2 separate regions of the Homo sapiens genome follow, and region 2 is linked to region 1. The links are chromatin contacts, found by Hi-C or POLR2A ChIA-PET in ENCODE. All regions are on one chromosome and are shown on one strand. The core of a region is the stretch at or near the end of the contact, and the rest is flanking DNA. Distances in the headings are between cores, read along the strand shown.

What was found. A loop is a pair of places that touch in the nucleus more often than their neighbours do. ChIA-PET counts read pairs that join two places held with the same protein, here RNA polymerase II (POLR2A). Pooled maps may share reads with other maps.
Region 2: a pooled map shows a loop between it and region 1 (2.4-fold over the local background). The contact joins two enhancer-like sites. A Hi-C loop is called at or near these places in 4 of 168 maps with a recorded cell type or tissue (K562, PC-9, mammary epithelial cell and 1 more), 6 of 37 single-sample maps with no recorded cell type and 7 of 50 pooled maps. POLR2A ChIA-PET finds 5 or more read pairs at or near these places in 3 of 52 experiments (OCI-LY7, PC-3 and activated CD8-positive, alpha-beta memory T cell).

The regions. Positions count from the first base shown.
Region 1 is chr17:62,160,826-62,167,183 of GRCh38, forward strand. No RefSeq gene overlaps it. Among named protein-coding and RNA genes, the nearest start is that of MED13, 99 kb to the left of the region's middle. Within about 2 kb of position 4,631, at least 4 of the 41 ENCODE cell types and tissues checked have a DNase peak (open chromatin) inside an H3K27ac peak, as active enhancers do; they include PC-9, where a contact is called at or near this core.
Region 2 is chr17:62,091,615-62,097,951 of GRCh38, forward strand. No RefSeq gene overlaps it. Among named protein-coding and RNA genes, the nearest start is that of MED13, 30 kb to the left of the region's middle. Within about 2 kb of position 2,022, at least 5 of the 41 ENCODE cell types and tissues checked have a DNase peak (open chromatin) inside an H3K27ac peak, as active enhancers do; they include PC-9, where a contact is called at or near this core.

The DNA of each region.
Region 1 (6,358 bases), core at 3,381-5,880:
AAAGAAAAGCAAAACAAAAAGGTAAAAACTTGACTCAGGGTGTAAACATTGAAGATGAATGAGAAACAATAGTATTGTGTTCAAAAAGAAGTTAAAGCTGTAATGTTTGAACTCATCTTTTTTTTTTTTTTTTTGAAAATGGAAACTGTGAGCTCTGAGGGACAGAGGTCATGACTTATTCATGTTTGCCTTACACCACATCTGACACACAGCAGATGTTCCATGAACATTTGAATGAAGGAATAATTAAATCAATAAAATTACTTTTAGTAGGATTATGTTCTTGGCCCTGATTCAGATATGTCCAATTTTTCTAGCCTGGTAGACTCTTTTTTGAATGCTGATGTCACTACCCAATATCTCTATTTCTTTAATTATAATATATATTTTTTCATATTATAATATTTCTGAAATCATGATGCATCTCTTATAGTTGATTCATTCAGATAATGTGTTATTTTTTCTGAAAAACTTATCAAATCAATGGTGCATCTTACAATCATTGACATCTCAAAGCTCAGGAAATTAACTTGCTAATACTAGCTTGCTGTCAAAGTTTTGTATCATCAGAAAATGTGAGAGGTATACATCTAAGTCATTGAAATTGTTAAACAAGTAAAAGAAAAGGCAGAGCAATTTAACAGGGATAAATATTAGATGCTGAATTTGGATCTAAAAATCAACTACATATGTTCGAGAGGAGGGATACATGGCTCAACAGCAGCAGCAGCCCCTGCGCTGCCCAGTCCCGATTGCCAGATCCTGCAGGTCATTATCTCCTCGTGGTCATATTCCAGGGCCAGGAAGTTTCCCATTCAGCTAGTATTCCACCCCAGACTCTCTCTCTCTTGCTGCCCTGGTCAATTAGTCCTAACATGTGGACTCTGACAGGCACAAAGGTGTTAGTAAATTTGGGAGTCTTTTTGGACAGGCTTCAGGGGTATAATCATATAATCAACAGCAGTACAAGGGCAACAGATTTAGGAGTTTCAGTGAACTGTAAGCTTGATATGATCAATGATGTGATATAACTAGACATAAAGAAATCTAAGTAAATAGTTTCCAGCTTAAAGCTGGGTGTGGTAGTGTGTGTCTACAGTCCCAGATACTCAGGAGGCTGAGGCAGGAGGACCACTTGAGCCCAGGAGTTCGAGGTTGCAGTGAGCTGTGATTGCGCCACTGCACTCCAGTCTGGGAAACACAGTGAGACCTTATCTCTAAAAAGAAGAAAAGGAAAAGAAAAAGAGAAAGAAAAAATCTCTTCCAGCTGAAGTTAAAACTGGTCTTCCTTTCTTTCTGCCCTCCAGTAAAGTGCCAGGCTACTTCTACCCACACACTTGAAGAGTAAAGCCGTGCCCACATTCAGGCAATCAGAATAAGAAACAGACTGAAACTCTAATCACATAAGAAATAGTCAAAGGACACTTTGGGAGGCCAAGGCAGGAGGATTGCTTGAGCCCAGAAGATCAAGACCAGCCTGGGCAATATGGTGAGACTCATCTCTAGAAGAAAAAAAAAAGAAAAAAGAGGCCCGGCACGGTGGCTCACGCCTGTAATCCCAGCACTTTGGGAGGCCGAGACGGGCGGATCACGAAGTCAGGAGATCAAGACCATCGTGGCTAAGACGGTGAAACCCCGTCTCTACTAAAAATACAAAAAAATTAGCCAGGCATAGTGGTGGGCGCCTGTAGTCCCAGCTACTGGGGAGGCTGAGGCAGGAGCATGGCGTGAACCCGGGAGGCGGAGGTTGCAGTGAGCCGAGATGGCGCCACGGTACTCCAGCCTGGGCGACTGAGCGAGACTCCATCTCAAAAAAAAAAAAAAAAAAAAAAAAAAAGAGTCAAAGGAATTTGAGTTACTTGTCTCGCCAATGACTGAAAAGGTGACATGTTTCCAATTATATGAATGATTGTCTTGTGGAAGAACATTTTGGGATTAAATTAGAACTGATATATAGAAGTTGCTGAAGATATTAACTCAATATAAATTAAACCATAATGCTTTTCAAAAGTGGGTTGGGCTGCCTCTCAAACAAGCTACCCATCTCTGGAGGTATTTAGGCAAAAATTAGGTGACATCTTCTAGGGAATTGTGGTAGCCGGTCTCCAAGATGGCCCCATGATCCATACCTCCTGGTATTCATGCCTTTGGGTCATTCCGTCCCTTAGTTGTGGACTGGACTTAATGAGTCACTTCTAATTAATAGAATAAGACAGTATGCTGGGATATAACTTAGAGACAAGGCTATTAAAGGCAATATGGCATCATTCCCTTTATCTTGTATCACTTGCTCTGGGGGAAGCCAGCTGTCATGCAGTGAGCAGCCCTATGGCAAGGCCCACGTGATGAAGAACTGCAATCTCTTGCCAACAAGCAAGTGAGTGAGCTTGAAGTGGATCTTCTAGACTCAGTCAAACCTTAAGTTGACTGCATCTGCAGCTGACAGTTTGACTTCAACCTCATCAAAGACCCTGGATTAGAACCACCCAGCTAAATTGCACCAGGATTCCTGACCTTCCAAAACCATTTTAAAGTTGATATATTTGGGGGTAATTTGTTTTTCAGCAATAGACAACAAATACAGGGATGTCATAGATGGTTCAGATATCTTGTTGGAACATAGTATTTTGTCTTTTATGATCCCTTTAACTTTGAGAGTCTATGATCAGGTATGAAATGATATTTTTGTCCAGAAGATTATTCCCCAATGGGAGTTAATGCTAAGCAAATGAAAACAAATTTCCATTGATAGGCATTATTTTATTTATTTTATTTTATGAGACAGAGTCTCGCACTGTTGCCCAGGCTGGAGTGCAGTGGCACGATCCTGGCTCACTGCGACCTCTGCCTCCTGGATTCAAGGGATTCGCCTGCCTCAGCCTCCCTAGAAGCTGAAATTATAGGCACCCACCCCCACACCCAGCTAATTTCTGTATTTTTAGTAGAGATGGGGTTTTGCCATGTTGGCCATGCTGGTCTCGAACTCCTGACCTCAAGTGATCTACCCATCTCAGCCTCCCAAAATGCTGGGATTACAGGTGTGAGCCACCGCACCCAGCCTAGAAACACTACCTCTTATAGCCGGAATCCTATTATCCAACTCCACTCTACCATTTCTTTACTCTTGGTTCCACCCTTGCCCCTTCACCTACCACAGCCTGCTTCTTATCTGTGTTTACTTAAACACAGGCTTTGCTCCACCCAGCACCTGTGCAGCCCATTCCTGATCTGCCAGATCCTGCGGATCATTATCTACTCCTGGCCATGATCCAGAGCCAGGAAGCTTCCTATTCAGCCAATATTCCAGCCCAGCCTCCTCTCTCTCCTTGCTGCTCTGGTCAATTTAGTCCTAGCATGTGGACTCTGACAGGCACAAAGGTGTTAGTAAATTTGGGGGTCTCTTTGGACAGGGTTCAGGGCTATAATCATATTTTGAAAGCTTTCAGGTAGGGCATCCCACAAGGCTCATTCTGTCCCAGAAACCTCAAGTTTTCTGATTTCTACTCTACATCTTGTATACATTGGATCTTTCTTTTACTTAATGTCTTAAATAATTACCCAAGGTCTCCTCTCTGACAGGGAAACATTGAAACAACCTTTGGAGGGGCCGGGCGAGGTGGCTCATGCCTGTAATCCCAGCACTTTGGGAGGCCAAGGCAGGTAGATCATTTGAGGTCAGGAGTTCGAGATCAGCCTGGCCAACAAGGTGAAACCCTGTCTCTACTAAAAATACAAAAAATTAGCTGGGCGTGGTGGTGGGTGCCTTTAATCCCAGCTACTCAGGAGGCTGAGACAGGAGAATCGCTTAAATCCAGGACACGGAAGTTGCAGTGAGCCGAGATCACGCCACTGCACACTCCAGCCTGGGCGATTGAATGAGACTCTATTTCGGAAAAAAAAAAGAAACAACCTTTGGAGATTCATTTTAACCATTCATTTATAAAATTTTAAAGATAGTCTTTCACCTATAGCACTAGTGATTGCCTCTAAGGCTCTCAATACAAGTGTAATAAAATAGTCATTTGTCTCAGAGTACAGGGCTGGGGCAGAAGAGGGCCCAAAGAAATGCTTTTATAAACATGTTAAGATCTTTGTGAAAGTAACTAATTCATGAATCTGTTTACCTTGGCAGTGTCTATAGGGTTCATGATTTCATGCCTGACGTTTTTCTTTTCTGCTCCAATACAAAAGTAAATCAGGCAAATGCATACTAGTTTTCCTAAAGATTCTTGAACAAACTTTTGTACAAACCAGTGCCAAAAGCTGCACTAAAAGTAGAGGAAAAAGAGTTATTCTGGATGTGTTTAGCACCTATAAAATACTCAAGTAAATTGTGACTATTACTTTCAGTCAAATAGATGATCAAAGACATCCTCTCCTTTTGATCCTAGTTGTTCAGATTTCTACTGCCTTCCTCATCGGTAGAATTCACTAGGTCTATAGATAAAATCTGCAAAAACCTCAGCTATCAACAGGCAACTCCACAGCCTTTTAACAATATTGCTGTACCTTATTTTAGCACCTTATATTTCCCTGTCACTTTACACCATGACATTCCTGCATTGAAATCATTATGTAAAATGAAATGTGAAGGGAAGCAGTTGTCAACTTTAGAAAGATCTGAGCATTTACACACCTGGCCCTTTCCAGTGGGCAGTTCAAAGGCAAAGCAATCTAGTCACAGAGGGAGGAGAGTTAAACTGAAACTATGACTACACAGTGTCTTTATTACTTTGAAGACCAAAGGGTGTTTGATCCTTGTTCTAATACCAGCTTCTTGGTAACACTGTATAAAGTGCACTGATGCATCTCCAGCATCTACGTTAGCATTTAATTCTTGCTCATCTACCTTTCCAAACAATCATGAGGAGTGTAAATAAAGAATATATTGTATTTAATAAATGCAAGTGACAGCATGGGAAATATATACTTCCTTTTAAAAGTAGTGTTTTAGGCTGGGCGCAGTGACTCACACCTATAATCCCAGCATTTTGGGAGGCCGAGGCAGGCGAATCACGAGGTCAAGAGATCGAGACCAGCCTGGCCAACATGGTGAAACCCTGTCTCTACTAAAAATGCAAAAATTAGCTGGGCGTGGTAGCACACGCCTGTAGTCCTATTTACTCGGGAGGCTGAGGCAGAAGAATTGCTTGAACCTGGGAGGCAGAGGTTGCACTGAGGCGAGATTGCGCCACTGCTTTCCAGCCTGGCAACAGAGCAAGACTCTGTCTCAAAAAAAAAAAAAAAAGTAGTGTTTTAAATTTATTTGGTCAATATAGAAGAAATACATGCTCATTACAGGAGATTTGGAAAATGTCAAAAAGATGAAAGAAATTTTAAAAAATCACATTATACCCACCACCCAAAAGATAGCCATTAATAATGTTTCAATTTCCTTTTGGGCTTTTATTCATGCACAGTTTAAAAAAAAAAAACATTGCTGTGATCATTCTCTCTCTATATAGTATGTATATACTTTTGTGTCCTATTTTCACTTCCAATTATAACATAAGCAAAAAATGCATACTTTGAAAGTTGATGTGAGTTCAGAGTTTAGTAAAAATATGTGTTTCATTTGAATTGGAGTCAAGACTATAATATTCCTTTGAACATTATACAACATGCTTCTTCATCATTCCACCATTCCCTTTTGCATTGTTTAAGTTGAACATTACATCTTTTCTAGATTTTGGATAATGTTATGTTTTGGACAGTGAATATGATTGCTAGCAGTTATTTTATGACAAAATACATTGGAATTAAAAACATTATTTTATTGTATTTATTTTTTGAGACTGAGTCTTGCTCTCTCACCCAGGCTGGAGTGCTGTGGCGCAGTCTCAGCTCACTGCAACCTCTGCCTCTGCCTCCTGGGTTCAAGCGATTCTCCTGCTTCAGCCTCCTGAGTAGCTGGGATTACAGGCACGCGCCACCATGCCTGGCTAATTTTTGTATTTTTAGTAGAGACAGGATTTCACCATGTTGGCCAGGGCAGTCTTGAACTCCCGACCTCAGGTTATTTGCCCGCCTCAGCCTCCCAAAATGCTGGGATTACAGGCGTGAGCCACTGGGCCTGGCCAAAAACATTATTTTAAATCTATTCGTTTGCACCAGGTCTGACATTTATATCAAGAAATATTTTATTCGACTTATTAACATATTACCAAAGATCTAGCATTATCTTTAAATTGAAATAATTGTTTCTTATAATAATAATAGGCTTCAGTGAAGCAATAATTTTAAAACTCCATATCACAAATATTTATTAAACTCTTCAATGTTACATCAGTTTTCCTCCCACACACCCATACTGCAGTCCCAGAATAAGACGCATAAGGAGTAGTAATCAAGAATTAAG
Region 2 (6,337 bases), core at 772-3,271, 72 kb before region 1:
AGCTACTCGGGAGGCTGAGGCAGGAAAATCTCTTGAACCTGGGAGGCAGAGGTTGCAGTGAGCCGCAATCACACCACCGCACTTCAGCCTGGGCGACAGAGTGACACTCCGTCTCAAAAAAAAAAAAAAAGAAAAAAAGAAAGAGCTGTATCTTATTTCTTATTGTGAGGTTCCCTCCATCTAGCAACCTACTTGGACTTTTTAGACACACTTGGCTGCTATCTTGATCCTAGGTGCTCTCTTAAGAACATAGAGAAATTTGCAATTATGGTATGGTAGAAAGAGTAATTGCTCCCTCAAAACAGCCACGATCTAATCTCTGGAGTCTGTGAATATATTACCTTACTTGGCAAAAGGGACTTTGCAGATGTGGTTAGGGTTAAGGACCTTGACATGGGGTTTTCTGGGTGGGCCCAACCTAACCAATGAGTCCTGAAAAGCACTGAACCTTTCCCAGCTGAGGTCAGAGGGAGATGTGACTGGAGAAGGGTCAAAGAGATGTGTATGTGAAAAGGACTCACTGCTGCTGGCTTTGAAAACAGAAAGGAACCATGAGCCAAGCAATGAAAATATCCTCTAGGAGCTAGAAAAGGCTAGGAACCGACCGGGTTTGGTGGCTCGTGCCTGAAATCTCAGTGCTGTGGGAGGATTGCTTGAGCCCAGGAGCTCAAGACCAGCCTGGGCAACATAGGAAGACCCTGTCTCTGTAAAAATAAGCATGGTGTGCCTGTAGTCCTAGCTGCTCGGGAGGCTGAGGGGGAGAATTGCTTGAGCCCGGGAATTCCAGGTTGCAGTGAGCTATGATTGTGCCGCTGCACTTCAGCAAGAAACCCCATTTCTTCAAAAAATAAAGAAGTCGGCGGGGCACAATGGCTCACGCCTGTAATTCCAGCACTTTGGGGGGCCAAGACGGGTGGATCACCTGAGGTCAGGAGTTCTAGACTAGCCTGGCCAACATGGTGAAACCCCATCTCTACTAAAAAAAAAAAAAATACAAAAATTAGCTGGGCATGGTGGCAGGCTCCTGTAATCCCAGCTACTCAGGGGGGCCGAGGCAGGAGAATCGCTTGAACCCAGGAGGCAGAGGTTGCAGTGAGCCGAGATCGCGCCATCGCACTCCAGCCTGAAGGACAAGAGTGAGACTTCATCTCAAAAAAAAAAAAAAAAAAAAAAGTCTAGGAAATAGGTTCTCTAGAGCTTCTGCAAAGGAATGAAACCTTGCTAATACCTTGATCTTAGCCCAGTGAGGTTTGTGTCGGACTTCCAACCTACAGAACACCAAGATAATATGTTTGTGTTATTTAGGCCACTAAATGTGTGACAATTTGTTTTAGCAGCAACAGAAAACTAACATATACAGGCACTGAAAAGGGCTCAAGGCCATGAGGGTAATTGACAGTATGACTAGATGATTCATAACCAAGCAATACGTGTGGATGATGATTTGATAAAAAATGATCTATCTTCCTAACTCCTCTTAAGTATTATTCCAAAATAATATTTATTTTTTATTCATGATATTCAATTTAAAAATACAGATTTGGCCAAACAAACCTATTTGCTCTTGCTCAAGAGTGATAAGAGCATTTTCTTAAAATGTGTGGTGATAAAACACGGTATGTGTGGCAGGGGTTCTGGGTTGAGCCTAAGCTGTGTCTGCACACTGAATTCAAATATGTCGGGCCATCTCATGAGCTGGCCATGATTCTAGCCACAGAAACGGATAATGTGCTTCATGGGATATATAATAATTGGATTCCTCAGGGCTCATGTGCTGTGCCTAGGGGTGCCTAAAACTGAGACTCCCAGGAAATGGCAATTCATTCAAGTCACCTTTAGTAATAAATGGTTGATTGTAAAGGTACATATTCATGGAAACCCAGAAAAGGCTGAGCAATCAGGGTCAGGAAGAAAGGGCTAAGAAGGTGGCTATCAATTCAAGGCAGTTCCAAGACCTTAGCTGTGGGATTTTGTGAATCTTTACTCTTATGTGACTCAGACACTCCCTTTGTGTCTGCCACACTCTGTGCTCACAACAGACTGGCGTTCATACCATCTCATCTGTGTCTTTTCTGCATCATAGGTTCTGCTTACTCATAACTAGGCTTACTCATAACCTGACTTTAGCCAAACCTTTGATTCATTCAAGTCCTCTCTTGACTTCCCCAGCTTCTCTTGACCCCATAGCCTTTCAACTTTATTTATGCATTTATTTGTTAATTTGAAAATATGCAGCACCTATAATGCGCCCCCATGCACTTGATTATCTAGTCAGAGAGGCAACAATCAAATAATTACAAAAGTGTTGCAGGTACATTCTGGGGTACTCAGCCCATTTGTTTAAACAAAGCCCTAGGATGTGCTGCTGCATGCTCTGTGAACTCGCTGCCTTCAGGAGCAGCAGCAATGAACTGGCCATCCTGTTTAATACCACATGACCTTTCCCTCCCCGCAAAGTCCAGATACAGCTAATGAAACTACAGATTGGCATTTGACCAAGGACAATTAATACATTGGCTGGCCAGCAACCAGCAGTTTAATTCAAATTAATAAGCTTCCCTTAGAAGGAAAAAATTACAGCATAACAGACATTATACAGAATGGACCTGTTTATCACAGGGGGATAAATTTTATATTCCAGAGCCATAATCTAAATGTAGAAGGAATTCATCCATGGAGAACTTTCTCGTTGTGAAAGAGAAAGTTAGAGGGCACTTGTTTGATTCAGGAACTTGAAGCAGGGAGAAGGGCAGAGAGCAGGGTTGGTTTTGCGTAGAGCACAGGGCTGTGTTTATCACTCAAATGATGGCCAGAGTGAGGCTTAGGGAAACTGTGCCACTTTCTTTGCAGGAAAGTATCATAGCTCTAGTTAGGATTAAATCAGTTATAGTTTTCATGCAGTTTGCTTCTCAGGGATTCTCTGGGACAGTCCTTGGTCTGGGCCCAAGTGCATATGTTTCAACACAGCACTGACTCTTATGCCAGACTCCAGGTTGTCATGTTTATCTTAAGCAATTTTCTTTACAAAAAAATTGAATTAGGCTGGGTGCGGTGGCTCACACCTGTAATCCCAGCACTTTGGGAGGCCGAGGCAGGTGGATCACCTGAGGTCAGGAGTTCAAGACCAGCCTGACCAATATGAGGAAACCCTGTCTCTACTAAAACTACAAAAATTAGCTGGACATGGTGGCATGTGCCTGTAATCCCAGGTACTCAGGAGGCTAAGGCAAGAGAATCGCTTGAACCTGGGAGGCGGAGGTTGCAGTGAGCCAAGAGCGCACCATTGCACTCCAGCCTCGGCAACAAGGGCAAAACTCTGTCTCAAAAAAAAAAAAAAGAAAGAAAAAAGAAAAAAATTGAATTTAATTAACTTTTTTTTTTTTTTTTTGAGACAGGATCTCCCTCTGTCGCCCAGGCTGGAGTGCAGTGGCATGATCATAACTCACTGTAATCTCCACCTCCTGGACCCAAGCAATCCTCCCACCTCGGCCTCTCAAGTAGCTAGGACTACAGGTACAGGCCACCATGCCAGGTTAAGCCTTAGGCAGTTCTCAACCAAGAATTTTAGAGATGCCATGGTATTTTAGACAAGCCATACAAAGGCATCAAGGCACAACTACAGCACATGACCTTGAGTTCTCCTTCTGGAACCCACAGTTAGGAGTTTATGTAGAGAAGGTCAGATTCAAAGGCAGCCCCTTACACTGTTGATTGTGGGTTGGCAACAAAGTTGGCATGGCTCAGTTAGCTATAGGTTCTGTGTCATGTCACTGCCGTGGCTGGAAAGAAGGTGAGGCTCCAGGAGTGTTGAATAGTAACAGCATTTTCTTTCTTTTCTTTTCTTTTCTTTTTTTCTTTTTTTGAGACGGAGTTTCATTCTTGTTGCCCAGGCTGGAGTGCAAGGGTGCGATCTCAGCTCACTGCAACCTCCAGCTCCCAGGTTCAAGGAATTCTCCTGCCTCAGCCTCCCAAGTAGCTGGGATTACAGGTATGTGCCTCCACACCTGGCTAATTTTTTTGTATTTTTAGTAGAGACGGGGTTTCACCATGTTGGCCGGCTGGTTTCGAACTCCTGACCTCAGGTGATCCACCCGCCTTGGCCTCCCAAAGTGCTGGGATTATAGGCATGAACCACCGCGCCCGGCCACAGTAACAGCATTTTCTAAGAGGCAGATTGACTAAAGGGCTGGCAGCTCCTGGGAGTTTGTGTACTCTGCTTTTGGGAATAAAACGTTGGCACGTTTGTTCTGTTGTCCGAAGATAGCCTTCATTTTGAAATAGAAACACACAGAGAACTAAGTTTCCTCTGAGACCATCAGGTGGTGTGTCCCAAAGTTGACTTGGAAAGAAGTACTTGGAAAGAAATACAACAAAGTTGCTTGTGGTTATTGTGGTTTATGCAGACCCAAGTCACAGTCCTGGAACGCCGAAGCAGGAATCCAGAACTACAGATCTGCCAAGAACAGAACATGGACCAGCAAATTGGATGTATTATTCTTCATTATGAGAGCCCAGGGGTTGAGGAAAGACAAGCATGAAAGATATTTCAGTGTCTGGAAGACCTCTAGCTGCTAGAGACCATCCCCTCTTCGTAGGATCCTTAGAGGCTGTCTGGTTCAGCTTTCTCGTGTTACTGGTATAATAAATACCAAGTCCCAGAGAAACTAGCAAACCTTGCCTACTTCAATTAATGGTTGAAACATGAATAAGACTCGTGGGACAACCTCCTTTTTAAATGAGATCTGGCAGGAAATGATCATGGTCAGAGCTGAAATGTCTTTTGTGTGAGCATCACATTTACACACATGCTGAGAATCCATGTGTTCAACAGGTCGCCAGCATGTAGCGAGGGTGTTGATAAAGTCCCAGGTCCTCGGTAATGACTGGTGAATGGTGTCATTTAATCATGGAATTAGGCAAGCCAGAAGCCCCAGTGGCCCTTGATCCCTGCCCAAATCCAGTCTATCACCAAGTCTTGTCAATACTGCCTCTATCTACTTCTTTTTCTTCAGAACTGGGCTCACTATCATCTTCTCTTGCCTGGGCTTCTGGGACAGTGTTCTAATGGTCTGCCCACGTTTCCACTGCCTGCAATTTACTTTTCTCACAGCAGCTGATGGTCTTCCCTCTACAGCCTTATTTATTTATTTATTTATTTATTTATTTATTTATTTTATTTTTTTGAGATGGAATCTCGCTCTGTTGCCCAGGCTGGAGTGCAGTGGCGCGATCTCGGCTCACTGCAAGCTCTGCCTCCCAGGTTCACACCATTCTCCTGCCTCAACTTTCCGAGTAGCTGGGACTACAGGCGCCCGCCACCGCGCCCGGCTAATTTTTTTGTATTTGTAGTAGAGATGGGTTTCACCGTGTTATCGAGGATGGTCTCGATCTCCTGACCTGGTGATCTGCCTGCCTCGGCCTCCCAAAGTGCCGGGATTATAGGCATGAGCTACCGCGCCCGGCCTATTTTTTAATTGTTAATTAATGAACTTTATTTTTAGAGCAGTTTCATAGGTTTACAGAAAACTGAGCACATAGTACAGGGAGTTCCTTTATACCCACTTTCTATGCCACTCACAGTTCCCCCTATTATTAGCATCTTGAATTAGTGTGGTACATTTCTTACAACTGATAAACCAATATTGATACTTATTATTAACCGAAGACTGTTATTATGAACCAAAGCTTACATTATGGTTTAGTCTCCTGTTGTATAATAAATGTATGACATGTATCCACCATTGCAGTATCATACAGGATAGTTTCGCTGCTCTAAAAATCCCTCATACTTCACATCCCTTACCAGTGATTGTTTCAAAAGTGGATCCTGTGGCCAGGTGCGGTGGCTCATGCCTATAATCCCAGCACTTTGGGAGGCCAAGGCAGAAAGATCACTTGAGGGAAGTTTGGGCAGTATAGCAAGACCCCATCTCTACAAAAAATTAAAGAATTAACCAGGTGTGGTGGTGTGCACCTGTAGTCCCAGCTACTCAGGAGGCTGAGGTGGGAGGATTGCTTGAGCCTAGGAGTTCGAGGCTGCGGTGAGCCATGATTGCACCACTGCACTCCAGCCTGGACAACAGAATGGGACTCCATCTCAAAAAAAAAAAAAAATCAAAATGCAGATCTTTATTACAGCAAAACATACCTCCAAAACTGCAGATCTTCTGTCTCTCCCCTCACTCAGCCTCACCTTGTTCCACTATCTAGCATTCTGTTTCCAACCATACAGGTCTTTTTGTTTCAATCCCTCAAGCCACACTCAATTCTGTCTCAGAGTTTTGCTCATGTTGTTTTTTTCTTCATGAAATGTCCCATTCTACCTCCCGGCCCCAAC